Linked DNA regions of Homo sapiens: region 1 is linked to region 2. Evidence: chromatin contacts called from ENCODE Hi-C data. All regions are on one chromosome and are shown on one strand. The core of a region is the stretch at or near the end of the contact, and the rest is flanking DNA. Distances in the headings are between cores, read along the strand shown. Region 1 holds the start of TBL1X (transducin beta like 1 X-linked). Region 2 overlaps PUDP (pseudouridine 5'-phosphatase).

Region 1 (6,575 bases), core at 2,500-4,999, 2.4 Mb before region 2:
TACAAGGAGCCTGGGAAATCTCTCTCTCCCTCTACCCGACCCCTATATATATAATTACATATATATATATATACTCCTACCCACCTCCTCTCTCAATGAGAAAATTAATGTTAGAGAAGTTCACTGATTTGCCCAAAGCTCCAGTCAGTGCACGGCAAGCTAGCTGCAAACCAGGTTTCCCTCATAGCTGTCCCCAGCGCCCAAGTTCAGCGGGAGCCCAGATTCCCCATGACCAGGCAGGGCTTGGGGCACCTCTGGGGCTCACTTGGACGTGGGGGCCAAGGTCCCGCAGCAGGACCACACTCTGGGAGCCCTTTTCCTACTGACACTTGGAAGAGGGCCTCCACGAGGAAAATGCAGGTCCACACCCAGCTGGCTCAACCTGTTTGCTAATTTAACAGTTGCAGGAAGGGAAATGTCTCCAGACATTGGCAAATGCTCCCTTCAAAAGTGGGGGACAAAACTGTCCCAAATGAGAACCATTAGTTGGCTGCAACATTCCAGAGCTCAACGTTGAAAATACTGTTCCAATAAGCAAGCATCTTTTCTACCTTCATTTCTAAAGCTTCCCTTTCTCCTGAACCCGCCGCCTATCATGCCCCATCTCAAATCTCTCTGATCCCATCGGACAAGAACAAACCTAGACAAGAAAAGGAAGCAGTACCCGACTTCCTCTGAAAACTCAACATATTCTCTCTTCCATCTTAACTTTAAATTTGTTCCAATTCCATTTGTAACGGTTTCCAATTCACTTCTGCAACCTTCAGGCATGCGGTGGATTCTCCCTAAATACTGGATGGCGATGGCTGTGTGGGAGGGGGCCAGCTTGGGAGGCGCAGGCATCTGAAGTCAGGCTCCCGCTGGCCAGGCAGGCAGCAGCCCGGCGGACTCCTTAACGGCTGTCTTTCTCCCCTGGAGATCTGAAACGTCTCTCCTCAGCCTAGGCTCTTTGCCCTTTAGAAACATGTGGACTTCTTCGGCCCCTTCCCATATCCAGCTTTTCTTTTGGTTCTGGTGGGTTTCATGTTTGCCAGTCTGGCCAGCATGGTCCATGTGGTCGAGCCCCACAGAAAGTGAGGGCGGGAGTGGAGGGGGCAAGACCGGAGGTAAAAACTCGAGTCCAGTCTCCGGCTAACTAAAAATAGTTATGGGGGAAAAAAGTTTATCTTTCCAACTAAAAAAAAAAAAGTGTTTACAATATGCCTTTAGTGTTGCTTCCTGGGTGGAACTGATTTTTCAATGCATGTGGTAGTGAAAGATTAACAACTTCTCGGATGTAGCATATTAGGTTTTTTTGCTTTTCCTAAGGGAGGAAAAAAAGCAAATCCAAGGCATCAGGAAAGCAGTGGGAGGATGGTCCTGCCTCGCTGGGCAGAGAAGCTGTGCTGATCAGCTAAGCCAGGAGGCCCACAGGGCACTGCTGCGGGGCAGAGCACCGGAATCTGGACGCCCTGCAGAAAACTGGGAGGGGGCCGGACCCAGGTTCTAGCGGAGGTGTGCTCCTATCCAGCAGGAGTAGATCGGATAATCTGAATTCCTGACCCTCGGGACCTGCTGGAGATGGCCTCCCTCTGCAGGGACCATTTTCCCGCCTCTGTTCGTCACCTTAAAAGGTGAAAAAAAATCTTCTAACTAAGATGATGTTGTACAGAACCAGTGGTACTGATATAATTGATGGGAAAACTCCAGAAATTGAAACATTCACTTCTAAGTATGTCTACAATAAAGTTATTTTTGCAAACTGTTTCCTCTTTAAAACCACTGACAGAGAGAAGTTCTCTGAGGTAAAGGGGCAAAATGCCTGAGAGTTGGGGAGCGAGGGTGGCAGCACTACACCACAAATCTCCATATTTGCCCTACAGGTGTGTGTTCTACTAAGGGCTGGAATCGCCTTAAGGGCCGGTGATCCAGTGATGAACAACTTTTGTTGTTTGCATTAGTTACCCAGCTTGGTGGCTTTCCACAAAAATGTGCAGCACATTTGAGACAGGACTACCCTTTAAAATAAACGCGTCATACTCAACGTTCTTCTGTATTTTATTTTTCCTAATTACATCTTTTCTAGGAAGGACTTGTAAACTTTTCATAAAATCGTCAAGTGCCACTTCCAACACCAAAGCCACTGCCTGGAACCTTAGCAGGGAGGTTGCCTTCCTTCCCCCTCGCCTTCCAGGTTAAACCAGGGACTGGGCGATGTTTCAGGAGAGGAAAACATCCAAAAGGCAGGTCAAACCACACATGACAATGCAAAGCAGAAACAGTTGCAAATACAATAGAGGGTAGGTTTTTGTTTCTTTTTAGGTTTTGCTCCAGAACATCACTGACTCGAGAATAAACGTCAGTCCCTACCTTTGTGGAACGTCCAACGCAGCTGGCTGGGGGAACACGAGGCCTTGCAGGGAGCGAGCCCCGGCCCCGGTCTGACGGAACACAGGCGACGCACGTGAAGTCCAGGCCCTATCCCAGCGCAGGCGGGCCTCCAGCGACCCACAGTTGTCACATATCCGGCCAGCGCCGACTCCCGAAGGCGCACTCCCCATACTCCACTCCGAGCACCGGTCCCATCGTTAGGGAAGGTCCCCCTGGATAGCAAGGCCGGGGCCCAGGATCTGCGAGACCCACCCCACCCGCCCCGTCAGAGCCCAGGAGCAGCAACAGGTCTGCGCTCTCCCCGGGCGGCGCTCTGCAGACCCTCGACGGGCCAAGGGTGCCCCCAGCCCAGCCGTGCGCTCAGGCCGGGGAGATGGGCGGAGGACTGGGGCTCCCGACTTCCTTGACAGTTTCTGCGCGTCAGAAACTGAGCAGACACGGGGCCCGCGCCACCTCGCCCGCCGCTTGCCCCACTCCGCGAGGCTGCGCTTCCACCCGGGTCCGGGAGGGCCGGCCCGCGTCCCGGGTATGAATGGGGCTCTTCTCCCCAACAGCGGGGAAATCCCGCCACCGCCCTCCACCCCGGTCCCCGGAGCCCGCGGTGGCGCAGGTTTGCCCAGCAAGCCCCTGAATCGGCAGACAAAGGGGCACCGGAGGAAAAGCCGAGCGCTTCCCTAAACTTACCGGCCACTTCCCCCTCCCCAAAACAAAGGAGCCCCCCGCCGACCTCCGTCTCTCCCCGCAAGGCGCGCCGGCACTTCGGGGAGCGGCCACCTCGGGGTATTGTTCAGGCTCCTGGGAGCGCGCCGCACCCCAGTCCGAGCGCCGCGGGGACAGTTGGCGACCTGCACCTACAGGAGTTCCAGGGGCGGGTGGAGCGTTCGGGCGCCCCGAGCCGCCGGCCGGACCCTGGAGGGTCAGCGCGGGACCCGCCTCCCCGCAGAAGTTTGCGGACCCCGCGCCCGGCCCGCCGAGCCCTGCGCACTCACCTCGTCGCGAGCAGCGCAACTTGTGGCGGCGCCGCGCGCCCGGCCGCGCTCCGAACCTCCCTCCAGCCGGCAGCCTCCGAGTCCCGGCCGTGCGGCGGCCGAAGAGGGCCCGGCGCCCCGGAGCAGCCGCGCGCCGCCCCCGGGCCGCCCCCGCCCCGCCGCCGCCGAGTCCCGGAGAGAGCGCGGGCGCTGGAAAGTTTCGGTGGCGAATGGCGGCCTGAGGGCGCTGCGGCGGCGGCGGGGCGGGGGCGCTGGCGGCTCCTCGCTCCCAAGCGCGGAGTGGGGGCGCTGAGGCGGGCGCGGCGGCGGCGGCGGCGGCAGCGGGAGAGGGCGGGACAGCGGGAGGGACTGGCACGGACAGTGACCTCCACGGGGAGCTGCCGCGAGCGCGCGGACCCCAGCCAGGAGGACCGCCAGGGGTCCGCCCCCGCCGCCGGCCCCTCCCTCACGGCCGTGGGAGGGGACCCGGCGTACCACCCGGCCCCGCCCCTGCGCCCCGGGGGAGCCGCGTCCCGAACCAGCCCCTCCCCTACGAGGGTAGGGACTCCGGCCCTGCCCCTCCCCCGCGGCTCCTAGTGGGGACCCGCGTCCCAACCCAGCCCCTGTCCCACGGTCGGGGGACCAGCGTCCCTACCAAGCCCGCCCCGCTCCCCCACGCCTAGGGTGGGTGAGGGGAACCCGGGCCTCTCCCTAGTTGCTCTGGTCCCGGTCCCTTCCCCGTGGCCTCCGTGGGACTGAGAGGACCCCAGGGCTACCCCCATCACATCCCAAACCCAGCCTTTCCACGACTGCCTCGAGGGGACGGGAACCTCGGCCACCCCCTCAGTTTCTAGGGGGCAGGGGAACCTCGATCACTGCTAAAGTGTTACCCTCCCCCACCCCAAAAAGGAAGCCACCCGGCTGCCCCAACAGAACCCCCTGCCACCTGCCCGATGGTGAATCTCCCTCAAAATCGGCGTCTTAGAAGACACCCCAGTAGTCTTTACCCCAGCTCAAAAAGTGGGGGTTCCGGCGGAGCCTCGACCTTTGCAAAACACCTCCCAAGAAGAGCCAGAAATGCTTAGGGACAAACTCAGACACACAGGCATAGGCGCCAGGAACTCGGGTGTGGGGGCTGAGGAGGTTGGGGGGACCTGGGCACTCGGGCCTCATCACTCCCACCCCAACCCCCCAGGCATCAGCCCTCTGGCCCTTGCAAAGTGCTTTATGTTGCAATGGCTTACACGGCCTGGCCCCGGTGTACCTAAGTCCCCAGCGCTCCTTCCTCCCCTCCACGTAGGCTACTCCCAACCACTCGCAGCCTTAATTCAGTTAAACAGATCTCCACTCCCCCTCCCCAGCACCTCTGGGGTCAGCCTCGTTGAATATTTTTCAAATATTCTTGCCCCTTCCTTTACTATATAATGAGCTTCGTGCTAAGAGCCCGGTACACTCAGCAATCTAAACTATAACCTCACTTGCTCTTCCTCGAACTCTAGACCATTTGTTGTTCTGGTTGTAGGGGGAGGGGGACCTAAGGTGAGGTTTTTGTTTTTTTGTTTTTGTTTTTGTTTTTCTGAGGAGTCTCGCTCTGTCGCCCAAGCTGGAGTGCAGTGGCGCGCTGTCGGCTCATTGCAACCTCCACCACCCTGGTTCAAGCAATTCCCCTGCCTCAGCCTCCCGAGTAGCTGGGATTACAGGCGCATGCCACCACGCCCAGCTAATTTTTTTTGTATTTTTAGTAGAGACGGGGTTTCACCATATTGGCCAGACTGGTCTGAACTCCTGACCTCAGGCAATCCGCCGGCCTCGGCCTCCCAAAGTGCTGGGATTACAGGCGTGAGCCACCGTGCCCGGCCGGAGGTGAGTTTTTAAGAGGCCGGTCCTCCACCAAAACGGCGGACCTCAAAATTACCCTGCAAAATATTGCTGTAAAACGTCAATGATGCAAAACGACTGTTGCTACACCATCATTAGAGGACATCAATAAAAAAATACACACTTACACAGTCTCCATAATTGTGAATCAGCAGAATAGATTGTGTCTTATTATGTATCAGTTGCCATTCAAGGCCCCCCAGAAGGACATGGTGGGGCCTTCCCTTGAGCCTGCCCTTCGTTGCTCCTGGGCTCCCTGGGCTTGTGCAGACTGATGCTGAGGTATTACATGCAATAGAAAAACGAAGGGTGCAATAGAAAACCCGAACGAGCTCATGATGCAACCCTGCCCTGGCTACACGTGCTTCCCTTCCCCCACCGCCTGCTGGTGGGAGTGCTGCGTTTTTTCCGCCTGTAGGGTCACATTGTGGTTGATTGATTCTCCTTTCGCCTTGCTCAGTCATTCAGATTTGGAAAGTAAATAACAAGTTGACATCATTACAGCTCTGGGCTTTACGCGGACGCAGCCCTCGGCTACCGCACACTCTGGAGTAGCTGCGCAGCCAACCAGCCTCCTAGCTTGCCAGACCTGCTTGTGGTTAGCAGTTGGAAATTCCAAGCTAAACTTGGTTAAAAGGCCTCTTTGTGTGTTTTGATTACTTGGCAGATGCCAGTCTTTTAAAGTATGGGAAAGTGGTGGAAATCCTCACTTTCAAACTGGAGCCCAGTGTGGCCAGGATTTACAGCTGAGCTCCTGTAATTGACAATGCAAAAGAGCTGAGAATTCATCTTGACTGTTTGACAATATCCCCATAATCCCACCACCCTTATTACCCGTAAAGAGTCAATATCTTTTATCATAGACTCACAGGACCCCAAAGGACACTGTAAGACCTAAGACAGGAAGAGAGACCGCCTACATTTATCGTGAAATCACCAAAATTCCTCTTTTTGAAATACTAGATGGACTGTAGGTGGGTGATAATTAGACTGTGTTATTTAATCTGTTTCAACGATTTTTCAAATGTGCAGTCCTATAAGGTGGGAGAAAACAAGGAAATAAAGTAGAGCGGCAAGGAGGTAGTGTATTCTGAGAAAGCTAAAGGATAACAGGGCGAGGGGTCCACAGTGATTTACACAGAAACCCACTGCACTAGCCATGTGCGTGTGTGCGCGTGTGTGTGTTGCAAACACTTATTTTCAGTTATTGACTGGAGGGAGGGGAAAACAAGAATCTGCTTGCAACAAATACTACCAGCATTCCCCATAAACAGTACCCAAAATTTTAATTAAAAGGCAGTAGGAATTCACACAAATATACTTAACTAATCTTTCACAAAGGAGCAAAGGCAATTCATC
Region 2 (7,029 bases), core at 2,343-4,842:
CACTGTCTCCCCATCAAGTATCACAAATTTGTGTGTCAAGTACCAGAATTTGAGAAAGATAATTAAGATGGTTTAAGGTCATCTCACAGATAGAACCTCAGTCTATCCAAGTTTTCTCCTCCAGGGTCAACCCACTGTATTAGCTTCCTGGTAGTGCTGTGTTAATTAACAAACTCCGTGGCTTAAAGCAGCAGAAACTTAACTGTCTGACACCTCAGAAGGCTAGAAGTCCGAAGTCAAGGTGTGAGCAGGGCTGCACTCCCTCTCAAGGCTCTAGGGAAGGATCCTTCCTGCCTCTTTTCAGCTGCTGGTAGTTGCCGGCCACCCTTAGCTTTCCTTGGCTTGTACCTTCAACTCCCCAATCTCTGTCTCCATTTTCACACGCCCTCCCTCGTCCTGTGTGTCTTTGTCTCCAAATTTCCCTCTCCTTTCTTTGGATTTAGGGTCCAACCTTAATTTAGTATGGCCTCATAATAACTTGATTACATCTGCAAAGACCCTATTTCCAACTAAGGTCCTATTCCCACGTTTTAGGTGAACATGAATTTTGTGGGGAGAGCACTGTCAAGCCAGTACACCTCCACCCATACTTTCCTACTCCCAGCTCAGACTGCCACTGTTCAGGTTGCCCCAGGAGGGCCCTGAGCTGGGGCGCGGACTCAGTCAGTCGTGTTTGGCTGGAGTGTTCCATGAGGTTCAGCCAGTCTTGCCAGAGCCTTGCTCCTCTTCCAGCCCCTCAACCCAATTCCTTTCTCCTGTTTCCTTTCCTTCCACACTACCACACTGTCTTACGTCCAGGATATAGGTTAGTCACTCAATTCCATAAGCCGGATCCTGTGGTGCAAATTCCATAAGTGGCGATCCCTGATATTAGCTTTGAGTTGGTGCCGGGTCCCTAGTAAATTAGGACTGAAGATCTGCACACAGCCAAGGGCCCTCTCCCTAGCAGCAAGCACCTTTTCAAAAGAGCAGAATTCATTTGGAAGGCCTAGAAAAAGGAAGGAGGTGCTCTGCCAAAATCAATGATGTCTGAGAAAGAAGCATGCTCCCTAGAGCTTGGAGAAGATCAGAAGAGGGATAGCCTGAGGCATGGCTCTGCAGTAAATCATTAAGAGACGCCCACTCACAGTGGCTGTGGCTACCAGAGGTTTCCTGTGAGGGAACTAAAAAGCGCACAGTAGTGTTTGTAAGTGATGGTTCCATTTTAATAGATAAACATACAGAACTTATAAAAAATCAAGAATCTATATTAGCCAGATTTCCTAAATTAGTTAATATTTCTTTTAAATTTATACTTAAAGTCACAGTTTTTAAAACTATATATATGAATGTGAATACTATATGCTTTGGGGAATTTGACTTTGGTTATTTTCTAGTGTCAAGGATAAACACAGCCAGACAGTAGTTAAAGCGATCAGCACAGATTTTCTTCCATAATATACTATTGCAATAGAGAAAAGAGACCAATGTGAAACTGGGCTCAACATCAATTATCCCAGAGGTGACTGGGCATTTTAAAGGGAAATTCAGGGAGTAGGGAGGGGTCAGCAGGGGCTCAGCAGAGTTGGGGAAGTGAAAATTGCAGAAAGCAGGAAGAGGGTTTGGTCAGTGTGAAGCCATCTGGGTTTCACTGGTGCTGATAGAAGTCAGGCTCCTGCCCTTCCACAGAGGCTTGTCTGCAGGAGTGGCTGGAACCAACAATCAGTTATTTTGGCAGCCTTGAGTTTTCGTAGGCAAGTACTTTAAGGGGGCTAGAGTCATGTAGCGGTGTGACCTTGAGCTGTTGAACTTGTTCAAGTCTTTATAGGCCAGTGTGGGGGCCTTGTGGAGAAAAAGACTCAGAGCAGCCTGAGTAGAGTCTGGTCCAGGAGACACTTTTGTCACTGAGCATGACCAATCCATTTATCACAATGGTAGCAGCGTGTCCTCATGGAATTATGTTTCCTTCGATAAATCTTGAACAAGAAATAAATGCATCAGCATATGTTTTTAAAAGTTAAACAGATGTTAAACTTAAAGGAAGTTTGCTAAAATCCATTTCGTGGACCCCTTTGTAAATACCTGACCTACACAGCTTACCCCTTATGATTTAAAGTTAACTTGCATCCATTTTATGGAATCCCAGGTGCCTGTTTGACCTGCAGACATCTTTCTCCCTTCTTGGTCACTCTCTCAGGGCATCAGCTCTTCACACAGCAACAGCTTCCTGCATGTGGCCCCTGACTGTCCATTGATGACCGAAGGCTCGTGGACTTGCCAAGTTGCCCACGTAAAACCCAGGGTTCAGAGAGCGAGACAAGTCCTTGCATTGTGAAGTGCCAACAATTCTAGTATTCCAAAGCTCAGTGTTGTTCAGAACATGGTACCCTTGTGAGATCACGTGTGACATTTGTGAAGAACCTGGAACTGATGTTTCCTTAGGAAGCCTCGCAACAGTAAGTGCTTTCAGCTCGCTCAAGGAACTTCAAGTAGGCAAGAAATAAGAATGGAAACCCTGCATTACTCCATCAGATCTTGAAAGTTTTCTCTTGGATAAATGTGCCTGTCAATCACATCGAATCTTATCCCCTGCCTCCATGTGCTATACCACAACAGCGACGTCTGCTGGACCGTGTGTGCTCTCTGGGTACACATTTTCCAGGAGGCAGCATCTTATTAGAGAGTAACAGGTCTGTCTTGTGTAAAGGAGAATGCTAACCGCTTCATGAGAAGGCTCCCCACCATGAACTCGGATAACCGGATGCTATTTTTTTAACTTATTTATTTTTTAATTGACAAATAGAAATCGTATATAGTTATCACACACAACGTGTTTTGAAGTATGTATACATTGTGGAGTGGCTGCGTCAAGGTAATGAACACATGCATCATCTCACTTTCTCATCATGTTTTGTGGGGAGAACACTTAAAATCTAGAATCTGAGTGATTTTCACATAGCCAAATGTTATTTTTAATGACCTTTGCCTTAATTGTCCATTCAATATCGGTCATAGATATTTATTGAGGGCCCAGCATGTGCCAGCCAAGCGTGGCCTCCTAATTGGAAACACAAACCCTGAGAAACTCTGAGCATTGTTGTGTAGTGCAGGGGCCATCCTCACACCCCCACAGCCAGCATTCAGCTTGCTTCATAAGCCATGGATGGAGTCAAAGGAAAACTAGCTCACCTTCCCACTATGTATCTGAAATCACTTTCTATTCCATGCTGCACACATGTACTGCAAGGAAAAGGAATGATTCCTGCCCCCACCACTGCCTTCCATTCCTAAGAACAGAGAGGATGGAGTACGAGGATGAGGAAAACAGACGGCAGGAAATAAGCAGTTTATTCACTGGATGTCTGCATGGGGTCTTGGGAGTGCAGAGGTTGTGACTCATTCTTGAGTGGAAGTTTCTAACCACATACATACAACCGCAATAACTGCAGCCAGCTGCTGGAGGTGTTGTGGTGAATCCCAGCGGGTTACAAGGGTGTGAGAAGCCTGGTAAAGTTTCCAGGAAGTGAAAGCACATGAGCTATGTCTTCACCCGCAAAGATGCAGGTAACAGCTCAGATTCTGAGTCTTAGGAAGAGGATGGAGGCCGGAGGGTGACAGGGTTTCTCTGTAGTCCTCAGGAAGTGAAACTGCCTCACAGGAAATAAAGCAATATCAATCAGGCAGTTTCTTTCTGTGTATATTTGAATATTGTCAATGTTTTAAAAATCACGACGTATTTCTTTTTTTTTCCTTCTTTTTTTTTTTGTTGTTGTTGTTGTTGAGACAGTCTTTCTCTGTCGAGTGCAGTGGTGTGATCTCGGCTGACTGCAACCTCCGTCTCTTGAGTTCCAGTGATTCTCCTGCCTCAGCCTCTCGAGTAGCTGGGATTACAAGCATGTGCCTCCACGCCTGGCTAATTTTTGTGTTTTTAGTAGAGATGGGATTTCACCATGTTGGTCAGGCTGGTCTGCAACTCCTGACCTCAAGTAATCCGCCCACCTCGGCCTCCCAAAGTGCTGAGATTGTAGGCATGAGCCACCATGCCCAGCCAAACCGGACATATTTCTAAGGAACGAGAAAGAGCAGCCGTCTGTCCACCACCTGCCCCCCACAACTGTCTTGAACCGCATCCCAGACAGCTTGGTGTCGTAGCTGACATTGCCTGTGTCGGCCCTCCTCTCCTGATTTATTTTAATCCTCATATGTTCTTTCTTCTTCTGGGAATTGTTCTTTTCTAGCATTCTGTTTTTGTTTTAAGGACTCAGTAACTTATATGTCTTCATGAATACTAATTATTATCATGACTGTTGCTTCCTCGCCCACTTTTCTCTGGATTGTCATTTTTTTCTGGCAGATTCCTGTCTTCTGCCTGTTTGAGTCTTCTTCCACAAACACCTGGCAGTGTCTGTTCTGCTCATTCACATTCAAGAACAGAGCACCTGTGTGTTCATTTCCTGGGGCTGCTGCCACAAGATACTGAAAACTCAGCAACTTCTAATAACAGAAGTTGACTGTCTCCCAGTTCTGGAGACTGGAAGTCTGAAATCAAGGTGTCTCAGGGCCACACTCCCTCTGTAGGCTCTAGGGGAGGATCCTTCCTGCCTTTCCCAGCTCCTGGGGGCTCTAGGCATCCCTGGGCTTGTGGCCACATCACTTCAGTCTCTGCCTCCGTTTCCACGTGGCAAAGTGAGCTCATCTCAAGATTTTTAACTTAATTACATCTCCAAAGACCCTTTTTCTAAACAAGACAGAAGTACCATGGGTGAGGACTTCTGTTTGGGGGCTACCGTTCAACCCACTGCTCTCAGTCACACAAAGCTTTTGAAGCATAACACCTGCTGTTCAGGCAGTTGCAAAAGTAGCCCCTAAGAAAGACAGCATGCCAAAGCACCTTCCCCATGGTGGGGTGGGGTGACGGGCCAGGCACCCTTAGGATGCCCATGCAGGAAGTGGAGGCTCAGCAGAATCCCACAGGTGTGTCTGGTCCTGGGATAGCATCAGCGTCTTCTCACAGGTAGCCAGGTGGCATCCATCAGCTGACCACATCGTCTGCCCCAGTGGCACGGGCTGTCTTCCATGTCTCACTTCATAGAGCTCTTCTAGACTGAGGCCCAGGACATGGTTCTCGGCACACAGCGTTAATGACATGCACGGCCCTCTAAGCGGTTCCCTCTCCCACTTTGCGTTGTCAACCCCCGGTACCCCCCACTTGATTCTGTTGCTCACTGCAGGTCTTAGGTAGTACAGAGAATGTTCAGGCTTGTAGGGTTCTGATGGCCAGATCACCCAACAAAAGAATGCCACGAACACCTGAGACCGCGCGGCAGCTGCCTGTCTTCTGCCTCTTTCCTTTGTTTAATCCTGTTTAATTGCACATCCCTGTTCTCACCCACCTTGGGTCTCTAGGATGGAGGAAAGCAGGAGCGTTTCTTCCCACTCACAGTGCTGATTCTCCACATTCCCCAGTTCTTCCCCTGGAGATGTGTCCTGTGAGCTGATTGTTTGGAGCAACAGATACCTAGATATCTGTCTCTCTGCCCTTCCTGTAAACCCACGGAAGCACACCAAATTCTAGGAGCTGGGAACTGGAGTTCATTTATACACATAATTAACCAGCTTCTCCCTAGAACAGAACTCCATTTGCATTTTTTCGTCTTTTACTTCTCAGGGAAAGCCACTGAGTGAGACAAAGTTTGTGTGCACTCTTTAAAAGATGAAAAACTTTGTGAAGGCATCAGGCAGTTTTGAATCAGGTGATTAGGATCGTTCATTCCTGATGATACACTGGAGCTATATCTGATGATAACGACACTACCTAACATTTATCTGGGGCTTCCTCACCCATGTCATTTTCCAGGCATTGTTCTTCTTGTGAATTAATTCCATGAGGAACGTTAATCATTGCTCTTTGACAGATGACAAAATTGAGGCCCAAAGAGGGCGTATAATTGACGGATGTCCCGTAATCTCTGACTGTGGTCATAGTCTTGTCTTGGCTTTCATCTTCATAGGAGTCCCAAGCATTTTGGAGATCTCAGTATGTTGTGGTGGTGTAAAGCAGTCGTCCAAAACCGTTTTTGATTCATTCTCCATCAATAAGAATGTTGAGCTGCATTCCAGTCTAGACACATTGGTGTGTGTTTGTTTATCTACTCCACCTTAGAAATAATTCACAGCAATAGAAATGCAAGAAGGATAAGCTAAAATAAAATAATCGGCCGGGTACAGTGGCTCACATCTCTAAGCCCAGGGCTTTGAGAGGCCGAGGCAAGAGGATTACTTGAAGCAGAACTTCAAGACTAGCTTAGCTAACATAGGGAGACCCTGTCTCTACAAAACATAAAAAAATTTACCAGGCATGGTGACATGCACCTGTAGTCCCAGCTATTCGGGAGGCTGAGGCTGGAGAATCGTTTTGAGCCCAGGAGGTCAAGGCTGCTATGATTGTTTGACTCTGCTCCAGCCTGGGTCACAGAGCAAGATCCTGTCTCAAAACAATAATAATAAAATAATCTGTTTAAGTTTTTAAAATTAATAGCACCAAAGTACTTTAAGAAAATTTTTATACAGTGTGTTTTACAGAGCCATGTGTTTAAGTGTGCTCCATTTTTTAAAATATTGGTTTAAAATTGTGTGATCTAGCAATTTAAAAATCTTGTTTTAAATTCAGATTGTTTTGATACTCAGCTTTAATCACTGTTTATATCCAGACAGAAGTTCATGATTGGCTAATTTTTTTTTTTTTTTTTTGAGATGGAGTCTGGCTCTGTCACCCAGGCTGGAGTGCAGTGGCGCTATGTCGGCTCACTGCAACCTCCACTTCCTAGGTTCAAGCGATTCTCCTGCCTCTGCCTCCCAAGTAACGGGTTACAGGACGCACTGCCACACGTGACTGTCTCTTTTTTAAAAAAATTAGAGCCTTTTATCTCATCCATCAGTTAGGTTAAGGTTTAAATTGAAATTTAGCTAATAAATATAGTCCTCTGTGATACTAATCAGTGGTTGTTGCAAACTAATGAAATAGTGTGGCATTTTAGTATTTTTAACTAA

The links. A loop is a pair of places that touch in the nucleus more often than their neighbours do. Pooled maps may share reads with other maps.
Region 1: a pooled map shows a loop between it and region 2 (11-fold over the local background). The contact joins the promoter of TBL1X here to the enhancer-like site in region 2. A Hi-C loop is called at or near these places in 6 of 50 pooled maps.

What each region holds. Positions count from the first base shown.
Region 1 is chrX:9,462,232-9,468,806 of GRCh38, reverse strand. It overlaps TBL1X (transducin beta like 1 X-linked), which reads right to left and starts at 3,749. Exons shown (of 18, transcript NM_005647.4): 1 at 3,360-3,749. RefSeq lists silencers at 2,774-2,923, 3,224-3,363, 3,484-4,063 and enhancers at 4,294-4,493, 4,321-5,149, 5,524-5,818.
Region 2 is chrX:7,080,619-7,087,647 of GRCh38, reverse strand. The region is part of intron 2 of PUDP (pseudouridine 5'-phosphatase); the gene reads left to right. Among named protein-coding and RNA genes, the nearest start is that of STS, 64 kb to the left of the region's middle. RefSeq lists enhancers at 4,319-4,388, 4,508-5,008, 5,009-5,509. Within about 2 kb of position 3,592, at least 9 of the 41 ENCODE cell types and tissues checked have a DNase peak (open chromatin) inside an H3K27ac peak, as active enhancers do.